4 separate regions of the Mus musculus genome follow, and regions 2, 3 and 4 are each linked to region 1. A link is a loop called in an ENCODE intact Hi-C map of the cell type or tissue named here. Cell type or tissue: heart. All regions are shown on one strand. Region 1 overlaps Agap1 (ArfGAP with GTPase domain, ankyrin repeat and PH domain 1). Region 2 has its middle 5.8 kb from the start of Gbx2. Region 3 has its middle 13 kb from the start of Gbx2. Region 4 overlaps Agap1 (ArfGAP with GTPase domain, ankyrin repeat and PH domain 1).

What was found. Hi-C counts contacts between places; a loop is a spot of excess contacts. Peaks named below come from ENCODE experiments on the same cell type or tissue, not always from the same donor. Only the 100,000 strongest peaks of a DNase experiment are listed, where the experiment ranks them.
Region 2: a loop joins it to region 1, with 1.9 times the contacts of the local background. A loop is called at or near these places in 4 of 42 quality-filtered maps.
Region 3: it touches region 1 in a loop (8-fold over the local background); 12 of 42 quality-filtered maps call a loop at or near these places.
Region 4: a loop joins it to region 1, with 2.4 times the contacts of the local background. A loop is called at or near these places in 3 of 42 quality-filtered maps.

The regions. Positions count from the first base shown.
Region 1 is chr1:89,857,502-89,862,501 of GRCm38, forward strand. All of the region lies in intron 16 of Agap1 (ArfGAP with GTPase domain, ankyrin repeat and PH domain 1), which reads left to right. Among named protein-coding and RNA genes, the nearest start is that of Gbx2, 71 kb to the right of the region's middle. In heart, CTCF peaks have their summits at 1,922 (motif pointing right) and 2,993; a DNase peak (open chromatin) is centred at 3,050; H3K27ac peaks cover 217 bases.
Region 2 is chr1:89,922,918-89,927,917 of GRCm38, forward strand. No RefSeq gene overlaps it. Among named protein-coding and RNA genes, the nearest start is that of Gbx2, 5.8 kb to the right of the region's middle. In heart, no CTCF peak of the experiment used is centred here; no DNase peak of the experiment used is centred here; H3K4me3 peaks cover 2,144 bases; H3K27me3 peaks cover 5,000 bases.
Region 3 is chr1:89,941,387-89,946,386 of GRCm38, forward strand. No RefSeq gene overlaps it. Among named protein-coding and RNA genes, the nearest start is that of Gbx2, 13 kb to the left of the region's middle. In heart, a CTCF peak has its summit at 2,048 (motif pointing left); a DNase peak (open chromatin) is centred at 2,015; H3K4me3 peaks cover 1,685 bases; H3K27me3 peaks cover 3,294 bases.
Region 4 is chr1:89,643,767-89,648,766 of GRCm38, forward strand. The region is part of intron 6 of Agap1 (ArfGAP with GTPase domain, ankyrin repeat and PH domain 1); the gene reads left to right. Among named protein-coding and RNA genes, the nearest start is that of 4933400F21Rik, 38 kb to the right of the region's middle. In heart, CTCF peaks have their summits at 147 (motif pointing right) and 3,049 (motif pointing right); DNase peaks (open chromatin) are centred at 555, 1,365 and 3,015; H3K27ac peaks cover 247 bases.

The sequences.
Region 1 (5,000 bases):
TTAAAGGCGTGCACCACCACGCCCAGCCAATGTCATAGTTTTAACTGTCAGCTTGCCACAGTTAGAATGATCCGACAAAGTCTCAGCTGAGAAATTGCCTTTAGTAAGTTGGCCTATGGACATGTCTGTGGGGGTTGTCTTGCTAGCTAGTTGGTAGAGGAAGCCTCGGTTCTTTGTGAGCAGCACATTCCCTAGGCAGGGAGCCAGGCAGGCAGCACTACGTTCATTTCCTCTCTGCTCTTTACTGGATACAGAGCTGTATTCTCACACTACAGCATCTCTCCGTTCTACCCTGATTTCCCCTCCAGTCCTGAGTTGTAACCCGGAATTGTATTCTAAGAAACCCTTAGCCCTGTGGACACCTGCAGCTGTCTGGCTTTGGCTGTCTGTCTGTATAGAGCTGAATTGGGGAGAATTTTCACAAGGACAAATAGTGGTGGGAAGGACAGGTGCCCCCCAGGGGTCTCTGCTGGGCAGAGATGCTGAGCTGGGCACCATTGGTAAGAATAGCCCTTAGAACAGTTGATCATCCTTAAATGACCACCTCCAGGAGAGAGCTAAGCTTGCTTAAGAGCAGGTGTCTGTGGTTCCTTCATATCCTTGTTCAGAAGTGTTTGTTTTGTTTCCCCTTGCTCTCAGCTGCAGGCTTTCCTTGCATGCTTTTTGTGCTGCACGCCAGGGTCTCCTGTGTGCTAACCAGCTCTCTAGCACCAAGCCTCTACCCAGGCCTGGCATTTTCTCCTCTACCTTCTCGCTGTCACTTCTCTGGTGGTCATGTCTGGAATGTCAAAGAACATGGTGACCGTGATTTTAGTTGATGTCATAATCCCAACATCATAATCACTGTAGACAGGTTAAGGCTCAGCAAGTAAAGGGGCTTGCTGCCAAGCCTGATGACCCAAGTTCTATCCTCAGGACTCACATGATAAAAGGAGAGAACTGACTGTATAAGTTGTTCTCTGACCTCTACATAATGGCACATAATAATAGACAGACAGACAGATAAAAGTATTGGTGAGCTATTTCAATTCTTCTTTCATACTGAGCCTGTGTGTTAGTGTACACCATGTATCTTAAGTGAGCCAAGCCGTACTTCAGGTGTACAGTAGACACTAGCAGTGCACATCCTGGATCTGGACACTCTATTGTGACAGTACCACTTGCCCAGCCAACTTACAGTACAGCTATGGGATTGGAGTACTCGCCTGATAGGGATATGTAAGGTTTGTACTATCTCCCTTCATGACAGCCCAGTCTGGAAAGAAAGACATGAGTTCAATTGGAAGGGCCATGCTTAATGACACCTTACATAGATCAGACCTCTTCGAGATCCTGCAGCCTCTCAGGTTAACAGTTAAAGTACATGAACCTTTAGGGACCAGTCCCCATCCAAACTGCAGCAAATGGCTTATCCCTTGATTGCCTTTCCAACACTCTGGGTCCTTCCCCACCCCACCCCCCACCCCCAGACCTGTTGTCTGCTCTTCAGTATGTCATGTTTGTCCCTTGCGGACATGAACAATGTCCGAATCCATCCTGAGATCTTGTGCATCAATGCAGCTGCCATGTTGCCCACCTTCTATAGCTACCAGCTAGGTGCTGTCCCTGACCCCATTATCCAAACACAGCTCTGTAAGTTAGCCCTAGAGCTGTGTACATAAACTTCCTGAGCCTGGCCTGGTCTCCAGGGCCCCTTATTTAAGCACACATGTGTTCCAGAAAGCATATTCATTTCTAGAGAAGTCAGAGCCACTTCTGAAAAGGCAAAGGATGATGGAGGTGGCTTCCTGGGAACACAGCCCAGGACTTCTGACTTCCAGATGGCCTTTTATAGTCACAGCCTCCTTGTAAAAACCCAGTGGCTTCTTTCATTAGAGTTCTCCCAATGTCCTTCTCAGAGCCGCATTGTGCATCCCAGCCACCCGAGGGCGCCACTTCACAGATAGGTGCACCAGTGATATGTTTTGGATTCTGCTGAGAATGAATTCAAGAAAACCAGGAGCCCCTTGATGTGGGGAAACCATAGCACCCTGCCCTTTCCCCACCTACACAGCCACACACTTGTGATAATTGAATGATCAGTTATGGAAGGTGGAGGCATTTCTTTGGTATGAGCTAGGCTGAGTGCAGATGAAAGATGGGGGAGGGGGCTATCTCCTGCTCCCTGACCGTCAGAACGCTTCTTCCGCATCTCTAGAATGGGAGAGCTGCCTCACCAAAAGTGGAGGTGGGTGTGTGTCACCACTCCTGTAAGGTAGGGCTCAGTTTTTATCCAGCCTGGCACAGGCTCTTAATTCTCCCCAAGTTTAAGTTCAGCAACTTACTTAAACAGGGAAAAAAGGGGGGTGTCCTTTGTTCTTTACTAAATAAATAATGGTCCCCATAAGAACTAGCACCTACCATAGGGGTGTTTCTGATCCACACCAAACCTAAAGAGAAGTGTCGGATTCTCACAGACCATCCACAGAAGTGACTTAACGGAGACTAGAAACTCCCCTTGGCAAAGCACTTGGAGGAGTGTGTGCTTTTATTTCCCTTTTTATTTTATTCAGTGCACATGCACCGGATATTAAGGCTGAGATAGAACTGAACACAGAAGCCTCACACACTGTGAGATTCCCCCCATGTGGAATAGCCAGAGAGGGCAGATCTGGATAGACAACCCAGAGCAGTGGTGTGCTGCCTAGTGTGGGATCAGTAGGCCCAGCCTGGCATGAGGTATCCTCTGGAATGATGGGAACAGGCTAGAACCAGATTCTGGAGATACTTGCACAGCCTTATGGACTTAATAAAAATTGCTGCATTGTATATCTAGCACAGGTGAATTTTATGGCATGTAAATTATACCTCAATAAAGCTGTTAAGGAAGAAAAGGGCTCAGCACTGCCGGCCCCCACTGCAGGGGGCTCCCAGTTTACTGAGAAAGCCAAAGAAAGGGCAAACAAAAAGGCAAAACAAAGGGGGGAGCACAAAGGGGCCCTCCCTTCCCCTAGTGGCCATAACAGTGAGCTGAATTCCAGCCAGAGAACAGGCCATCTGGCCCCAGGCCTGGTTTCCTAGGGTTTCAAAGTCTCCTGGGTAAATACAGATCTGCCAGGCCTCTTCAGTCCTGGAAATATCTGAGGCTACTTGGCAAGTCTTTGGACTGCAGAGCATGTCCTCCTCTAGGAAACTTCTCTCCACCTGCAAGATCCACCTTCACATCTCCACAGACAACCCCATGCCTTCCCACATCCCCTGCCTGATCCAGGACTCTGATATACAACAATTAGATCTTGGTGCTCACTCACACACACACACACAACACATGTGTGCTCACTCACAGGCACGCACCCACACCTGCCATCAGGCCTGCCACCAGCTCTGAGATGTGGCTTGGAATCGATCTCCAGGGAAGTATGCTCGGGAGGGACCAGGAGCCTGTGAGCCCAGGCCTAGAGGCTGCAAGCACCTCCGCTCCTCACCACGGCCATCCTTGCCCTGCACGGATTATGGACTTCTCACTGAGAGTTCAGAGCCTGGAAACTAGTTGGAAGGCAGATCACCAACTCCTGAAGCCAGCTTGACTATGTGGACACATGAACCAGAATGCCCAAGCCACGCCAAGATTTCCAAAGCCAAAATGTGTCTCTATGAATTTTGGTCCCAGTCCACTAGTAACAGATGTTTCCAGAAACTGAGAGGGGGAATAAGGTGAAAGGGTTCTTTATAGTATGTGCAGCTTCTGGGGTGGTAAGGGGACACCCTAGTGCTGAGCGCACCAACCTCTGCATTTCCCAAACAGACCCTCCCTAAGGGATGCTTGTGACCTTCCAGGGTGATTGTGTGTGTGTGTGGGGGGGGGGTGTTGATTCTGCTACAGGTTATTCAGTGTTGGCTAGATTATTTAGTCTTCCTGTGTAGGTTTCTCTTAAAACACCAACTTTAAAACAGTTGTGAGAGTTGAGCCTGGGCAGCACACCTACTGCAGTGGAGAAGCTGAGGTTTAAGGATCTCAAGTCCAAGGCCATCCTAGGGCCACCATAGACTACATAAGGAGGCTCAGTGTTAACGCCCGTCCTTTGAATTTTAGTTAATAAATAAAAAGGTTTTGAGAAAGTTGGAGAGATGACTTAGCAGTTAAGAGTGCTTATTGCTCTTGCAGGGGACCCAGGTTCAGTTCCCAGTATTCATATGACAGCTCACTACTACCTGTAATTTCAGATCCAGGGCATCCAACACCGCTTCTGACGTCCTCAGGCACCGGGCACAGTTGTGGTACACAGACATACAGGCAGGCAAAAAAAAAACAAAAAAAAAAAACATTTTTTCCTCTTTTGATGCTTTGTTCCCTAAGGCTGCTGAGATTGTCTGTCTCTTTCACTGTGGATCTCGCCTGAAGCATTGCATTTAGAGCTGGTGCTGTGGTCCTGTGTGAAGGACAGGCCTGATGCATATGAGGCTGTGGCTTCTGACTGTGGCACTGTTTATTTTCAGTGGCGTGTAACGTAATCGGTGTATGTAGTGGGGGTGTGGGGGGTGTGTCATCATTCACCTCTCTACGTTGGACAGTTTGCATTGATGCGACTGTGAGGATGCCAGGATGGGCATGCCCGTGTACACACTCTGTGGGACTGATAATTCCTTTGTAAAGATGGGTTTCTTAGAAGAGCCTAGCTTAGAAGAGTCCAGGGGCATGGGCTGCTAGGAGTCTTTGGTCAGCATGGCTCCTTCACACCTGTCTGTCCTTTCTCACTGCTTCTGCTGCTCCTTGGAGCCCATCCCAGATCATACAGGCTTCAGATTCTGACGCTCGGACCCAATGTAGCTCAACTCAAACCTACTGGGCTCTGGACCATTCTCCCTACCTACCCCACCCTGCTCCAGAGAACAGACCTGAGGAGAGGGGAGGGGAGGGAGAGGGGAAGAAGGGGAAGGGTGAGAGAAAGATGTTTAACGAACTGGCTTGTCTGTTTGTAGGGCAGGCCACAGGGCCGAGTTAAGGCAGCTGACTCCTGGCC
Region 2 (5,000 bases), 65 kb after region 1:
GGTGCGCCCCCGGAAGCCGGGTCGGGGGTAGGCAGAGGGGCAATGAAGAGGAGGTAGGAGGGATCAGGAGTTGGCTGGGCAAGACCGCGGGGGCCGGGGCGGACTTAATAGGATCAGATCAGTGTAATCGCATTTCAGCCATTGTCATTCGAACTGCCGGGAGCCCGAGGTGGGGGGTCCGGCTCTTTAAGGCGACGCACGGCCACTAGAGACGCTCTGGCATGACAAAGGCCACAAGGGATCCAGTGGCGGGAAATGAAGAGATGAAGGCTTGAGGCAGGGGTCGCGGGGGGGGGGGGGCGGGGGGATTGCCTCCGGGGCCCAGCCTGCCCAGGCCTTTGCCTACGCTGTGGCCACATGGGTCTCAACTTTGGGGTCAGGCTCTCGGAGACCTCCTTCAATATCTGGGCGCCTCTCTCTCCCTGGATGCTCCTTGGAGGAGGGGAGGGGAGCCTCGACTGCTGAGCAAGAGCCAGTTCCGTGGGGTCGGGTGGACTTCTACAGCTCGGACCTCGATATGGCGAGGTCAGCCTGGGTGCAGCTGCTGGGCAGCCAGTGGTTGACGGGTTGGAGACGGAGGGAACACAGAGGACTGGGGAAGAGCCATAACCTGGTGTTCCAGCAAGAGGAGCTCGCGGGTGTGTCTATAGCGCGGGGACTGAGCAAGCCAGAGACCAGACCAGAGAGAGTGAACGAGGAGGTTCTGGGAGTCCTTCAGGGGCTGGGGAGGAATTCCAAGCTGCGAATATCGCGCTGGAGGAGAGAACTCAGGCCAAGTGGAGCAGGGACAGCCGGTCTGGGTATCTGGGGAGAGATTCTGGGAGAGTTTAGAGGCGCGGCCAAGGCGGGCTTCCTACTAGGAAGAGAGATACGGCTGGGTGGGCTACCGAGAAGCTGCGGGAGTATAATGGGCGCTCTTCATCCAACTCTTGATGTAGCAGACTTGTGAATGTGGGGAAAGCTGAAGAGCGGGAAGGGGAACACACATCACATACACACTACTGCTCTCACTTGCTCCTGCGCATACTCTCAAGCTCCAGTTCTTCACATGCCTGCTCACTGCGGACCAACTCCATCTGGAGAGAGCTTCCTAGACAATCCCAGCATCTTCTAGGACCGCAGCACTGTGTGTTGGCCAGAAGTGCCCGGGGCCTGGTGAACTGTGATCGTCCACAACCCCCATGCCCTAGACATCACAACCCGGTAGATGCAGGTCTTCCAACACCTCATGCCTGTTGTCTCATACCTGTCATAACCTGAACTCAGGTCCCTGGGTGGGACAGCTTGACCTTTCCCCAAAGCCACAGAGGGCAGAAGTCAGCTTAGGGCTCCCACTTCTAAACTGTTCAAATAGGCAATCAATTTTTATGATGTAATTTATAATTTATGCAGGTTGTCTTCATACATATGGTGTTGCTTTTGTGTGTCGTGGTTTCAGGTGCTTTATTGCTCTGACGGTGTGATTTGCATTCATGTTCAGTTAGCAAGATCATATTTCTCCTGTTTACACACCATAAGGGCTCCAAATGAAGATTAATGCCACCTCTCTCTGTCCAGGCCATCACTGTCGACCTGGGCTGCAGCTCCCTCCTAGATCCCAAAAGTTGGCTAAGTTAGACCGATTGAGCTGGTGGGAAGGAAGGCAGTGTTAGATAAACTCCTAGGGAGGAGCAGAACCCATTTGCCCCAGCTGTGCACACCTGGGCAGAGGACAGAGGTGCCTGGGCACAGGAACTGTTTGTTCCCCAAAGGCTACACAGCTGAGCCAATCGGATAGCTTGGATGTGTCATAGCTGGTATCCAGAAGGAGAAGGTACAGAAGCCAAGTTGGCTGGCAAGGCTGCTAGAGACAGCTACAGGCCCTCAAGGCAGCTTTGAGGAGCTTCAAGAGTCCTAAAGGAGAACTAGCCAGTGATGGAGAACGTCCCTCCCAACCTCCAGTGCACCCTGTGCTTGCCTGATCAGGCCTCGGGCTACAGGGAGTAGCCTTGGAGACCCTGTGCGAGGCTCACCAGACACAGCTGAATTGACTAAGGCAAATTAAGCTCCACCAAATGGCAAGGAGAGGGAGCAAGTGCCAACCCTCAGAGAAAGGGCATCTTGGAAGGCAGGACACACAGCCAACCACAGCCAGACTGGTCACGAGTGGCCAGTCTCAGCTGGAGATGACCCAAAGGCCTTGCACTAGTCCATTCAGCTGAAAATGCACCCAGAAAGGACTATCCCAGAGGGGCAGAGACTAGCTGTCTGGGCGACAAGCTTGTACTAAGTCTTGAAAATTCCAGTGCTAACAGGGCTGGAGAAAGCCCTATACAGGGGGCTAGGCTGCTTTGCTTGAAAGGAACACCCAGTCTTCTAGGGGAATTGGAGGAGCAGGGCTGCTTGGATGAAGATCTGGGTGTAGGTTTTCAAAGCAACCTCTGTTTTCCAAAGGGTTGGGTGTACTCAGCTCCCTGGTAGGGAGGATTCTGGGAAATGAGAGCAAGGGTCACAGGGTCAGGTGGTGGTTCCCAGGATAAGCCCTCCCCCCATGAATGTGGATCTGAGGTCAGCCCCCAGGTGTCCCACTGCACCAGCAGCTGCCCACCCCCCCCCCGGTCTGTGCACTTCTGATCATAATTATTTGATCTGCAGATGTAAGTGGAATTTATTGTAACAACAAATATAGTGATGTCAAAACCCAACCTTGGATTAAAGCCGGCAGCCAAAGGGGAAGTGTATTAATTTCCAACAGCATCTCAGGCCAGAGCCTATTAGAACAAGCTATTCTTCAGGCCCCCCCATCAGAATTAATCATTGGGAGTTAATTTGAAGCTCAGACAAGTTGCTGTTAATTTAGTGCAGGGAGGACGGGATGGAATAAAAAGCTGAGGTGCTGGCCGAGCCTCGTGGGTCTCATTAATCAGCCAGCTGAGACGGCCTGGCTTGATTACAATTTGCAAAAAAATTCATTAGGGCCCAGGCGATTGACAATTTTTCTCTCTGCCTGTGATGTGACTCATTAGGCAGCCAAATGAAAGCCATGATGACGGCCATGATGACAGCGGCCATCAAGGGCTGCCTGTTTATCTTCCTGCCCTCGGCCTGTCTCCAGGGCCTTGGGATCTGGGCTCTGGGGTTCCAGGACCCTGAGGGCTCGGGGAGGAAAGGGACACTATGAGGGCGGCAGGGCAGGCAGTATGTCAGGACCCTCCCAGGGCTTCTAAATGGGGAGGCAGCTTGGGTCTCAGGGTGGGGAATCCCCAAAGGAGGCTGCTTATTTCAGGGGACTTTTGCTTCCTTAGGGGGTTTGTATGGGTGAAGGTTTTTATCCTCTGTGCTGCCCACCCATGACAAAGGCTTTGGGAGAGAAGCTGGTAGGAGTTGTTTACCTCTAGTGTGGTGGACAGGTATATAAGAGGGCACCCTGGGATCCGGGAGAGCGTTGAGTTCTGAGTGCCCCTGGAGTGGGAGAAGGCATCGCACCTGGCATCTCACCCAGGGCTGGGCTGGACTCTTTTCACGGTCCCAGGCCCTCTGCGGGCACCCATGCATTCCATCGAAAGACTAGTCCAGGTTGTTGTGTATGTAGAAAAGAGGGCTTGTAGTCCCTTAGGACCTAGAATTTTCGGCATCGGCCCTGACACCAGTCAGTGAGAACCTGGCAGAAGCAGCTAGTGCCCACGGATGACCAGGGCTCTGTGCACACTTTTGAGGAGAACCTGGGGAGCCCCTGAACAATACAGGCTTGGTGTGTCTGTGCAGGATGCACAGCCCCCACCCCCACCCCACCCCTGCTTTCCTGAGGCTCCTCATGGAGAACAGCAGGGAACTCCAGAGCTTTCTAGAGCAGGCTCTAACCCGAGGCCTTTCCCCATCCTGGAAACATTAGGATGCAAACCAATACTGGATGACTCCAGCCCTCCACCCTGCGCCTGAAGTTTGGGGGACGAGGCCTCTAGGTCCCGACCCTTGTGCTGCTGAGAGGTGATCAGTGCAAAGTGGAATAAATTAAGTCAGTATTGACCCAGAGCGCCACGACTCCCCTGCTTGGACTAGGACCAGAGAGCACGACACACAGCTGCGTTGCTGAGGGTTCCCCTATCCTTCTATTTGAAAAGTTGATGTAGCGGGGTCACTAGTTTCTCTTTGGGCTGCAGGTTTAACGGCCAGACGGACTTGGGCACCGTGGTCGCCGTCACTAGCCTGCTCCACGCTTCGGGGATACGCAGTCTTAGGAGCGCCAGGCCCTGGCATCTCTCTGGATACTTTAAGCGCGGACCGCTTCCCGCTTCGGTCACAGCACTAAAGTTAGAGAGGGAGGAGCGGGGCAGGTCACACCCCTCTCGCGCTTTACAGGTCGCTCTTCCAAGGCAGAAAGACGCCCTAATCTTAGGTTTCAGCGCACCAAGCCACCACCAACTCACCACGGACCCTTCCCCATTTCTCCCTTTGAGGGGCGAGGTTCCCAGCGCCCTTGGGGTGGGGCAGTGGTCAGGGCACGCCCCTTCTGACCCCGCCTGGAGGGGGAGGTGCGGGGGCCTTGGAGCTTACAGCCCTCCTCCAAGCCCAGAGCTGCCGGGAAGCCAGGCAGGGCTTGCTGGGTTCCGGCTCCTGTCGGAAGATAACGCCTGTAGCCTGATTTATGGATCCGAGGCCCTGAGAGCCAGCAAAGACCGCTGCTTTTAGGGTCGGAGTTTCTTCTAAGGAAACGCGTTTCTTCCCTGGCTGCATCGGATTTGGAGCCCCTGTGTCTGTACAAACCCACTACTACCCGAGCTTGCTTTCCCTCCTCTTCCGGCCAAAGTTTGCCAGTCCCCAGGCTATAATAGATAAAGACATGCAAAAAGAGGACATGCAAGATTCCTAAGATGAAAACTAGGCTTCCTTAAACTCACAGTTTTCCTCTCCAATTAAAAGCCTGTTCAGGTGCTACTTGGCTTATGGCCAGTAAGCCTCCATCCTGGTCGCAAGTCACTTAGCTGACCACACATTGGTAGTGCCCTCGAGGTGCCCAGGTG
Region 3 (5,000 bases), 84 kb after region 1:
AATATTCCCGGGTCAGAGGGGCACCGTCTCATTAAAACCACTCTCGTCCCGAAACTGCAATGCAGGCATTAAAGTGCAGTATTTTTCAATTAGAGCTGACGAATTCAATCAAAATTCCATAGATTAGGATGAAATGAGGCATGGGTCATTTACAGGGGAATTTAATTGCCGAGCCATTAGACAAATAGTATATTTGCCATTCCCGCGTTATCCATCATTTTCGACATCAATACCGGGGCCGCATCTCCCCGTCCCGCGGCCGCCCGGCGTCGGCTGTAAACACTCCCTTCCCCGTATCTTCTGATTATATCTGATTTCATTTAGGGCCATGGGGGATTATAAATGTTCACGCAATCAAGTTCATTAGGACTTCAAATCGCATTTCGGTTTAGGGTGGCTCCGCCACTGTGCTCTGAGCTCTTCCCCAGCCCCAGAGCGAAGCTCGCTGTCATCCTCTGCAGGCGCAAGCGTCGCCTCCTTTTGTCTTTCTGACACCCTGTTCCCAAGGCCTGGGTGCAGCTGGGACACCCCACCTCGCAGATCGAGACCACCGGAGGGTCGGCCGGACCCTTGCACCCCAGACCCTCCAGCAGGGGCTCTGCAGGCTTTGGGAGAGCACCTCAGCCACTCTCATCACAGTGTTGCCCAGTGAAGCCCCCTCCCCGCCCCCACGTCCTGGGGCGCTCAGGAGCGCAGCGCCTGGGATGCGCGATCAGAGCGCTCCCCGCGTGTTCGCAGAGCGTGAGTGCGTACAAGCTCCGCTTCTCCAGCTTCAGCCGGCGCCGCGGGGAGCGGATGGATCTCCCAGATCCGGAGCCCTACGAATGCAGGCCTCTGGGCAGCCCCACTGACACTAGGGACACAGACAGGCCCTCTCCCCTCCCCCACAGCCTGGTTTTTTTTTTTTTTTTTTCCATTCCAAGGACTCCGGTGGAGGCGGTACCCAGCCGAGCGGTTCTCAGTTCCTATTAGCAAACCCGGGAGACAAAGGGGGAGGCTCTTCAGCGACAAGAAAGGCTCAAGACATCCCTTCCAGCGCAGTTGAAAAATAATAGCTTAATATTAACGGCTTCTCATAAAAATATACTTTCACAGAGATACAGTTACAAGAAGAAAACCCTCATTTTATCCCCGTGTTTTGCGCTCATCGCTGTTAGCTGCCTGAGTAATTTAATTGGAATAGAACGTGAGAAATGTGTCATTTTTGAGGAACGTATGCATCACTTCCTAGAAATCTCATTGTGTTAACTAGGAGCCTACTGCGTTCTGTTTAGAAGCCGTAATCACATTTTTATGTGTCTGTATTACTCGTTAATGTGACCTCCTGTCTTTAGCAGATTAAAACAAATGTTCTCTTCATAACAACTGCATCAAACTCAGGCTTACATCAGATACACGGAAACCCTGCTTTTCAGACTCACCAACTTTTCTTCAGAGCAGGGAAAGGAAATCTGAGGGGGTTGGGAAGCGCCTACCAAATGAATAATTACACACCAAATTAAAACCCGGCATTAAATGCGCTCAACAGCAATACTGCGCTCTCAATTCTGTTTACTGCTTACAAATTGCATTACAAAAGAATCTACTCTTTTTATTGGAGTGATTAAGCAAAGAGTCTTAGGACTGCAGAAACACGATTCTGGGAGATTAGATGGGAGCTGCAAGCCCAACCACTTACATTACAATGGGGAATGTATAATTTTGTTAAAGCACACGTTTAACACACAAATGAGGATCGGGCCGTCATTATGGCACCATAAAAAAGTCAACTGAAAATCATATTTATTTATAAACACCTCGCCTATACAACGTGCATATTTAATACAAAGGAATCAAGCAATTTCACAATCAATATATTAAATACTGATTTTTAAAGTTGCACCCCGCGATTCTATAGGGTACTTTATGGAGCTATCATTTTTCCCCGGACTCTCTTTCCTTCAGCAGGTAGGCTAAAACGCTTGGTGTTGTCTTCCTGTCTCCACTGTGGGCGGAGAAGGCCGGAGGGCCACGGTGAGAGAGTTTGCTAATGGCGCCACCTGCAGGACTCGACGAGAAGGACGTTCCCCGATTCCGTAATCCTTCACAGGACTCTGGGTTTATTTCAGTGTAGCAATTGAACTAAACAATTGAATGTTAGGTCATCATTGAAAGACCGGAACATTCAAGACAAACCCTAGAGTTTTCAGAATATTTTGATGCCGGTAGACGATGCTTAAGTCCTGGCGAGAAGATGGTGGTGTTGACTAGAACGGACTTTGTAGCTACAGCTAGAAGATTTTCCTAAAGAAATAATTTACCTTTGAAAAAGATTTATTTTTATTCTCAATTATGTGTAAGTGTGGAGTCATGAGTACAGATGCCCCTACAGGTTTAGAAGAGAGACTGGGACCCCTTGGAGTTACAGGCAGTTGTGAACCACCAGACATGGGTGCGGGTGATTGAACTTAGGTCCTCTGCCTGTGCTAAACCACTGAGTCGCCTCTCTGCCTTCTAATTTAGTTTTGAAGCAATGGGATAAAAGAGCCAATATTCCTAGCCTGTCATGTGGTCTTGGGGGCAGATTTTAATAGCCAAAGAACACTTAACATCCCAGGTTCTAGGGACTGAAGAACTTGTTAGATACCCCCTAGTGGATTGGGAGGGCTGGGAGTTTGACACCAACTGGTTCTCCAAGCCCGTATTTCAGGAATAGCAATTCCTGCAGTGGGTAGGTGTTCTCTGCAGAAGTTCAACAGCCTACCCTCCTTATTCCCCCAGCATGTGACTGAGGGTTAACTCAGAGGCTGGGAATTTGATTACATACAGCTGCTGAGATTAGCAGGCCCCTTAAATCTATAGAGCCTATGCTTTTCATTTCTCTGCAGTTCGTGTGGAATCCATTATTACCTGTCTTTAAATTAAACTGACACTTACACTCTACCCTAATGCTGCACCCAGAATTTCAAATGAGCAGACCTCAGAGTGCCTGCTTGTGTACTCATTGTCCCTGGGCTCTGGACTGTGTCGAAGTCCAGCTGTGACCATTTCCCTCTGTCCAGCGGATGCGACACCTGCAGAGGTCCATCTCCTCAGGGCTGATGGTAGAGGAGAACCGTGCCTGTGTGTTTCAGAGTTCAACATGGTTAAATAACAAGCAGTAACCAGACGTAGCTGATAGAAGTCGGAGAAAGATGTGCATTTTTTCCTCCTTTTTATACAAGTAGCAAGTGAAAGTATCTCTTCCATATGAGTTTGAGACCAAATAAATATACCATTGGAAACTCAGTGTTAAGGGGCTAGAGATAAAGAGGGCTCAGTGGTCAAGAGCATGTAGAGTTCTTGTGGATGACCCAAGCCTAGTTTCCACCCCAGCATCAGGTGGCTCACAACTGTACCTCCAGCCTCAGATGATGTGAAACCTCTGGCTTCCAGGGGCACTGGCGCCAGCACACACATGCATATAACTGACAAATGAAATAAGTCATTTGAAATAAAATAAGATAAGAAAACAAATGTTAAGGGTATAGAACTGACGTTATTTTCTGTACTCTAGAAAAATTGTGTTGAATGTGAGCTGTAATAAAGGGGAAATAAGAGACATAATAATAATAATGATAATAATAATAGTAATAATAATGATAAACCAAGGTGTGTTTTGATTGTTGGAGGAGAAGCAAGGTGAACCAGCCTCATCCTACAGGAGCTCGGCTTTGGAAGTTTACCGCAAGTGAATGATAGTCCCCCTTCCTTGCCTCCCTACTCTTCCTGTTTTAGGTTTTAGCCTCTGTCTCTTCTTCCTCCTCCTCCTCTTCTTCCTCTTCTTCTTCCTCCCCCTCTTATCCCTCTTTCCTTTCTTGAAATAGCCATCAGAAAATTCATGTCAGTTTTGTTTTGCTAAAACAAAGCCAACTCCTAGCAATGCTTCAACTCTGGAGACCGTGAGTGGGTTCCATCTGATGTGGGTGGTGACTGAGTTTGTGCCAGACATGCATGGCAGTTGTCATGGACTCATTTAGACATACAGGCATAGGATTTATTCGGAATATTATTTGTGCATCTTGGAGCCTAGGAGAGCCCAGGTGATTGACAGCTTATTTTCTGGCCATCGTCCTGCAGCCATGATGTCATGCTCTCCAACGGTCAGGTGGAAGAGGGGAAATCTCCCCGTTGTCTGGAGGGTTAGTTTATCGATGTCATTGCTATGCATGGGTCTACGCAAACTGAGATGGTTTGGCTATAGGTCATAGATACAGTGAAGTCACTGCACATGGGTATGTGCCCTCCACATTCAACAGAGAGAAAGCAAGAGAGGCAGCTGGAGGGGGTAGGACATCACAGAGCTCTTTCTCTCCAAGCTCTCCTTTCCCTGCCCGGTTCTCAACTGTCCTAATCCTGAAACCCTTTAACACATTTTCTCAGGCTGTCCTGACCCCCAACCGTAAAATTATCTTATTGCTACTTCATAACTGTAATTTTGCTACTGTTATGGATCGTATCTGTGTTTTCCGATGGTCTTAGGCGACGCCGGTGAAAGCGTTGTTCTACCACCAAGTGGATTGTGACCCCAAGGTTGAGACCTGCTGGTGGATAAGTTGCCCAGCTTTATTTGGCTCTGAGGTCCACGGGAAGCTAGGCAAACACCTGGCTGGTGATGCATCTGAGTCCAAGTCCTGCCTCCAGCCAACTTTCAAGAACCCAGTTCAGTAAGTGAATAATTGTCAGGGGGAAAATAAAGCGAAACCCAAGCTCACACCAAGCTGGAACTAGCAAATGTTTGTGAGGGCACAGAACAGTCGGTAACCTGGGGTCTTGGTGGCAACGAGGAACGAAGCTGTGGCTCAGACTACAAAAGCTGAAGGCAGAGCCACTGCCTGACCCAGCGGTCCCACTGCCAGGGATCTAGCATTGCCTAGGAGACAAACTTCCAGGCATGCCTGTGAGGAAGGTTCTAGAGCGAGTTGATGTGGGGAGCCTCAGGCTAGATGTGAGTGGTACCCTCCCACGGCATGGGGTCCTGC
Region 4 (5,000 bases), 210 kb before region 1:
ACTAACTGGCTCTAGCCAGTGTGCGGACTGTCCCCACCCACCCACCCACCCACCCACCCAGGTGATTTCTTCACAGAATCTACAAGGTAGGAAGGCAGGGTTGAGCTCTGTTGTAATCTAGTGGAACTGCCACTAGGGGGTGCCAGAAGCACTTAGAATATTTTCATTCTGTATTTTCTTTTCCCTTTTGCTGTCACGGTGGAGAGAATACAGACACATTTTTAAAAGTTGAACTTTAGGGTGTGCTGCATAAACCGGAACTAAGAATCATGAGTTCGATCCCTGGAGCCCACCTACAGGAGGAAGGGGAGAATCAACCCTACAGAGTTGTCCGATTCCTTCCTTCACACATGCTGTGGTACATACACACCCACATCCACACACCCATCACGCACACACACGTGCACACACGCTATGATGGTAAAGTTTACGGCTTTTGTCTTCAGTTGTACTGGAGCAGCAGAGATCCCAGAGCCTCGCTGGCTCAGCGCCTGCCCTCCAGGATGTCATTGCAGTGGGAGCCCGGACGTGAGGTCAGGGCGATTAGGAAGGCATTAAAGGAGGAAGTGATGTCACTGAGTCAGCTTGCCACCGGTCACTGGGGAAGCTCCAGCCGAGGCTCCCTGCCATCTCCACATCCTGTCTTTGCCAGCATTGCTAGTTGATGTGGGTGCAGAGGCAGCCAGGCAGGCAAATGAGTGACATTTGGCCCTGGGGGACAGAAGACTTGACTCTCTGAGAATGTCATCACACCGTTATAAATTCATGTTTACTTTAGTAAAGTAGATTTCAGTAGATTTGTGTATACTTTGTATCTGCTTAGAAACATTTTAGCACTTTTCCAATTAAAATATGTTAGGAAAATAACCAACATACATGCCAATAAAAAGTGGTCTGTTAACCCCCACCACTAGTCAATAGCATTTTATTTTCGTTTAAGATAGGTTCTCCTGTTTCCCAGGCTGGCCTCAACTTTACATGTGGATGCCCTGGATCCTGCCTCTTCCTGCCTGTTGGGATTGCAGGTGCTACCACATCTGGTTTATGTGGCTCTGAGTTCAAACCCAGAGCCTTGTGCCTGGCCAGGCAAACACCCCAAAAACCCGCTGTAGTCCTAGAATAATGTTTTATGATTAATATATTCTGTTGAATTTCTAAAACTTCTAAAATAAAATCGGAAGCGCTGGAGAGGTAGCACTTGTGCTTTCCGAGGGCCAGAGTTCAGTTCCCCGCACACATGGGAGCTTCACAACTGCCCCGAGATGGACTTCCTGCGCTTCCTGTGAAGCTCTTTAGAGACAGCCTCCTCTGTGCTAGAACCGAAGCCAAGGCACCTCCCTATTGGGCAGAGCCGCCCACCTCCTCGGCTTACATGTGACATTCACTTGTGCGAAGCTGCCATGGCCTCCCTTATCACAGAGGCCTAGCACCTCTGAAGATGTCCTAGAAGCAGCAGGTCAGGTACAGAGCCGTCACAAAATGAAGCCGTGTGCAGCTTAGAGATTTCCTGGGAGACTCCTCTCTCCCGAGTCCACACTTGCCGTCCCCTTGGAACACACAGCAGCCTATGTTCAGATGAGAAGCACAGGCAGCACCCATCACCAGGCTACACTGCCTGCACTGGTGCCCGCTCTGTCTCCTGCTGCAGGAGAGAATGTGGCACTGTTCCCTACCGCCTGCCCCCTCTCAGACCCAACCCTAGCCACTAGCATGCTTTGGTTTAGCCTTGGCTTCACGGACTGGGACACATACATCTTTTCCAAGTGTGGCCAAGTGGCCTAATAGTCATGCAAGGAATATTCTTGGGAAGGGTATATTTTCCTGTGCCCAAAGGCAGAGGTACCGAGACACCCGAGGCCTGGTGGGTTCCCTTGGCAAGTACAGAGCTGAAACAGGCATTGTACTTGTTACACATGGGTGGTGGGTGTGGGTCTCATCCTCACTGTACCCTCTGTCTCCCCACTGTGGTTTATCAGGTTCTCAGAGTTCTTTCAACTGAGACTTATGCACTAAGTCAGGGTTTGGGTGTCTTAGAGTGACTGAGTTCCTCAGGCCCCAGGTTAGACTATTAGGCAGCTCTGGCTCCATTTTAGCCCTTCCTCCCTACGCCCACCTGGTCCACCCTGTATGGATTCACACATTTCATGTCCATGCCTTCTCCCCAGCTCTCCAGAGGATAGCTGTGATGCAGGTATGATCGGAGCATATCTGTGAAACCTGCATGCTCTAGCCCTGCATCCTGCCCTCCTTTCACTCTTGCTGATGCAATGCTTCATCTTTTGGATTGGGTCTCTTTCTCTCCAGCCTTGCTTTTGCCCCTAGGATGTCCCAGCAGAAAACTAGGGCCTTAGAAAAATTTCTTCTCTTGTCTCTACCTGCCTCAGGTCTTGTATCTGGAGCCAGGGCTGCTGAGCTGAACAGGGCCCAAGTTCCTCCCTTGGAGGTCATAATCTACTTGGCACAGCACTTTCTGAAGCTAGAGTAGGTGCTGGTGCAGGGTATGGGTGATGGCATTTGCCTGCCTGGTGTCTGTGCAAGGACCACGCTTGTTCTGTATCTCATACCAAATCATCACTACCAGGCTGTGTCTCATATCCATCAGCCAATACAGATACCATGCATGCACCTCTCAGTGAGGAACCTGAGGCACAGAAAGGTCAGATACCTTGCCAGAGATCACACTGGTCGTTAATTGCCACAGCAGGCCAGTTCTGTGTCCAAGATTCCCCACTCCATTGGCCATTGTTGTTAGGTGACCTAAAAGTTACATATTAACTCCACTTGTCAGAGTCTCAGTAGCTGGGGAAATCACAGCTACTTGTACAAGATACTTTGTAGCCATTGGGGCTGGAGTGCTATGGCTTTCAGGCAACTGCTTTTCTGAGCCATTGGCCACACGCTGTCAACTCCAGCAGGGTGGTCACATTTGGTTGGTGGCTTGTCTTAGCCTGACTTTGCTCTTTATCTCTGCTTGTTGTTCACTTGTCCTCTGGGGCTGTCAGAACAGCACCAGTTGCTCCGTGGTTGTGCCAGGTAAGTCAAGTGTAGGCCACTAGGTGGCAGTGGAGTCACAGACAGGGCTGCCCTTTGCTTAGGGTTTCAGACTTCCTGCTGTGGCTTCAGGTGTGATCTGCAGAGACCTCCTTAGCTCTTGTGGGTTAAAGATGGTAGCAAAATCTTGTGCTGCCTCCGTGTAAATTAGGAAGATACAGTTAATCTAGGCACACATGGGATGTGGTGTGTAGGTGCCTGGAAGGTCACACTGGAGGCACAAATGGCTTCTCTTGCCGTGACAGCTGGTTGATTCTTAGCGGTTCAGCGGTAGGATAGCAGAATTCACTGGACTGTGTTCTGAGTGCTGTATAAAGTTTGCACTTGGGAGACACACACCCACAGCCCACAGCCCACATTTAATCACAGGCTCAGAGAAAATACATGAAAAGTGTTCAGAAGCGGCTCCGGCTCGGAGTAATGGCCGCTGTGGGAGCCCCGCCCACAGCCAGCTCCGCTGTCTCTGCATCTGCTTCTGTTAATTTTACCTCAAGAAAATAGTTTGTTGGTTTTCTACTCTTTCCCCCCCCCTTTAAAACTTAAAAAAAAAGTTGAGGGATTTAGCTTTTTAAAAATTAATAGCTACAGGTAACTGCAAGAGATACTGTTGGCAGATGCAGCAAAAAATATTTCTACAGAAAATTGGATTTTGCACATAAAACTTAGTCATACTAATAAAGACAGGTCATTACCCGTTTTAAGCCAAATAAACAAACTCAAAGAGACCCGCTGTCAGTCTGATTCTCGGAGGCTTTTTATTTTTCCGAGGTGTGTAAATCAGCTTTAGTGTGGTGATTGTGCCTTGGATTTTGCTCACATCATTCCTGCCTCTTGCACTGCTGGGTAGAGTCACCAAGGGCTGAGTGATTTACAGTCCTGTTGCAAGGTGTGTTTATATTTAAGCTGTGTGACGGGGGAGCTAATGAGAAAGATGAGAAATTTATCGTCCTTCGTGATTGATAGGACCACTGCCTGTGCTTTAATTGAAGTCTGACTGATCACAGCTGTGGCTGAAGTTTGGGGAAATGAGTTGGGGTGAAAAGAAACTTCCATATTTGTTTCTCCACGTTTCAAAGGTGGTCTTCCTGCTGGCAAGATGGCTGGTGGTAGAAGCAACCCGTACTGACCAGGGCTTGCGTAATGGCACTGAGATAACGATGGCGTTTGCCCTGTAATTTCTCCATGGAAGGTGGTTTATGAGTGTAAGGGAAAAGATTAAATACTGGGGTTTTTTAATGGCTTTAAATCTTTACATGTATAATGATAAAATTCTCTGCAGCTAGTCGTTGCTAAACATTCTCTGGGTTATTATTTAAGACAGTTTAAAAAGAAAAGCGGGGTTGGTAGGGGAGCTCACACTGATAACGGCAGAGGCAAGCCTGCTGTATTAGTCACTGCCTTAAAACCTCAGGATTGCACTAACCTGGGCACGTCTATAGTAATCTCACAGACCTGCCTCTGCCTGTCATTTTTTAAAGGTACCATTTGGGTTGAAGCTCAGTCTTGTGAAAATGTCTAAATTTTCCCATTAAGTGCTTAAAAAGTAATAAAACTAAAGTCATTAGACTTCACTCTTCAAAGCGATATCTGGAGAAATATTCTCCAGCGCAATAAATCTGAGCAAGGGTTCGACATTCATGTCCCTCGTACTCATTCCCTGGAAATGGACGTTTGAAGGTAAATTGCTTAAGTAGGGCAGTTTAAATTTTTAATATAATCTTATTGTAACTGTTAGCAAATGATTGAGGTGCAGAGGAACCGTATATGTTTTGTGAGATTGATAATGAATGCTCTGCGGTGCCTTTTCTATGCTGAATTATAGATGTTATGACAGTTAGATGCTCATGAAGGCACGCAGGAAGACTTGCGTCTTTATTGGATGTTCAACTGTGCTCCCAGAGGAAGGCCTAGTTTCATTGGCTCCCGACTCCTCTCCAGTTGGCTTTGTC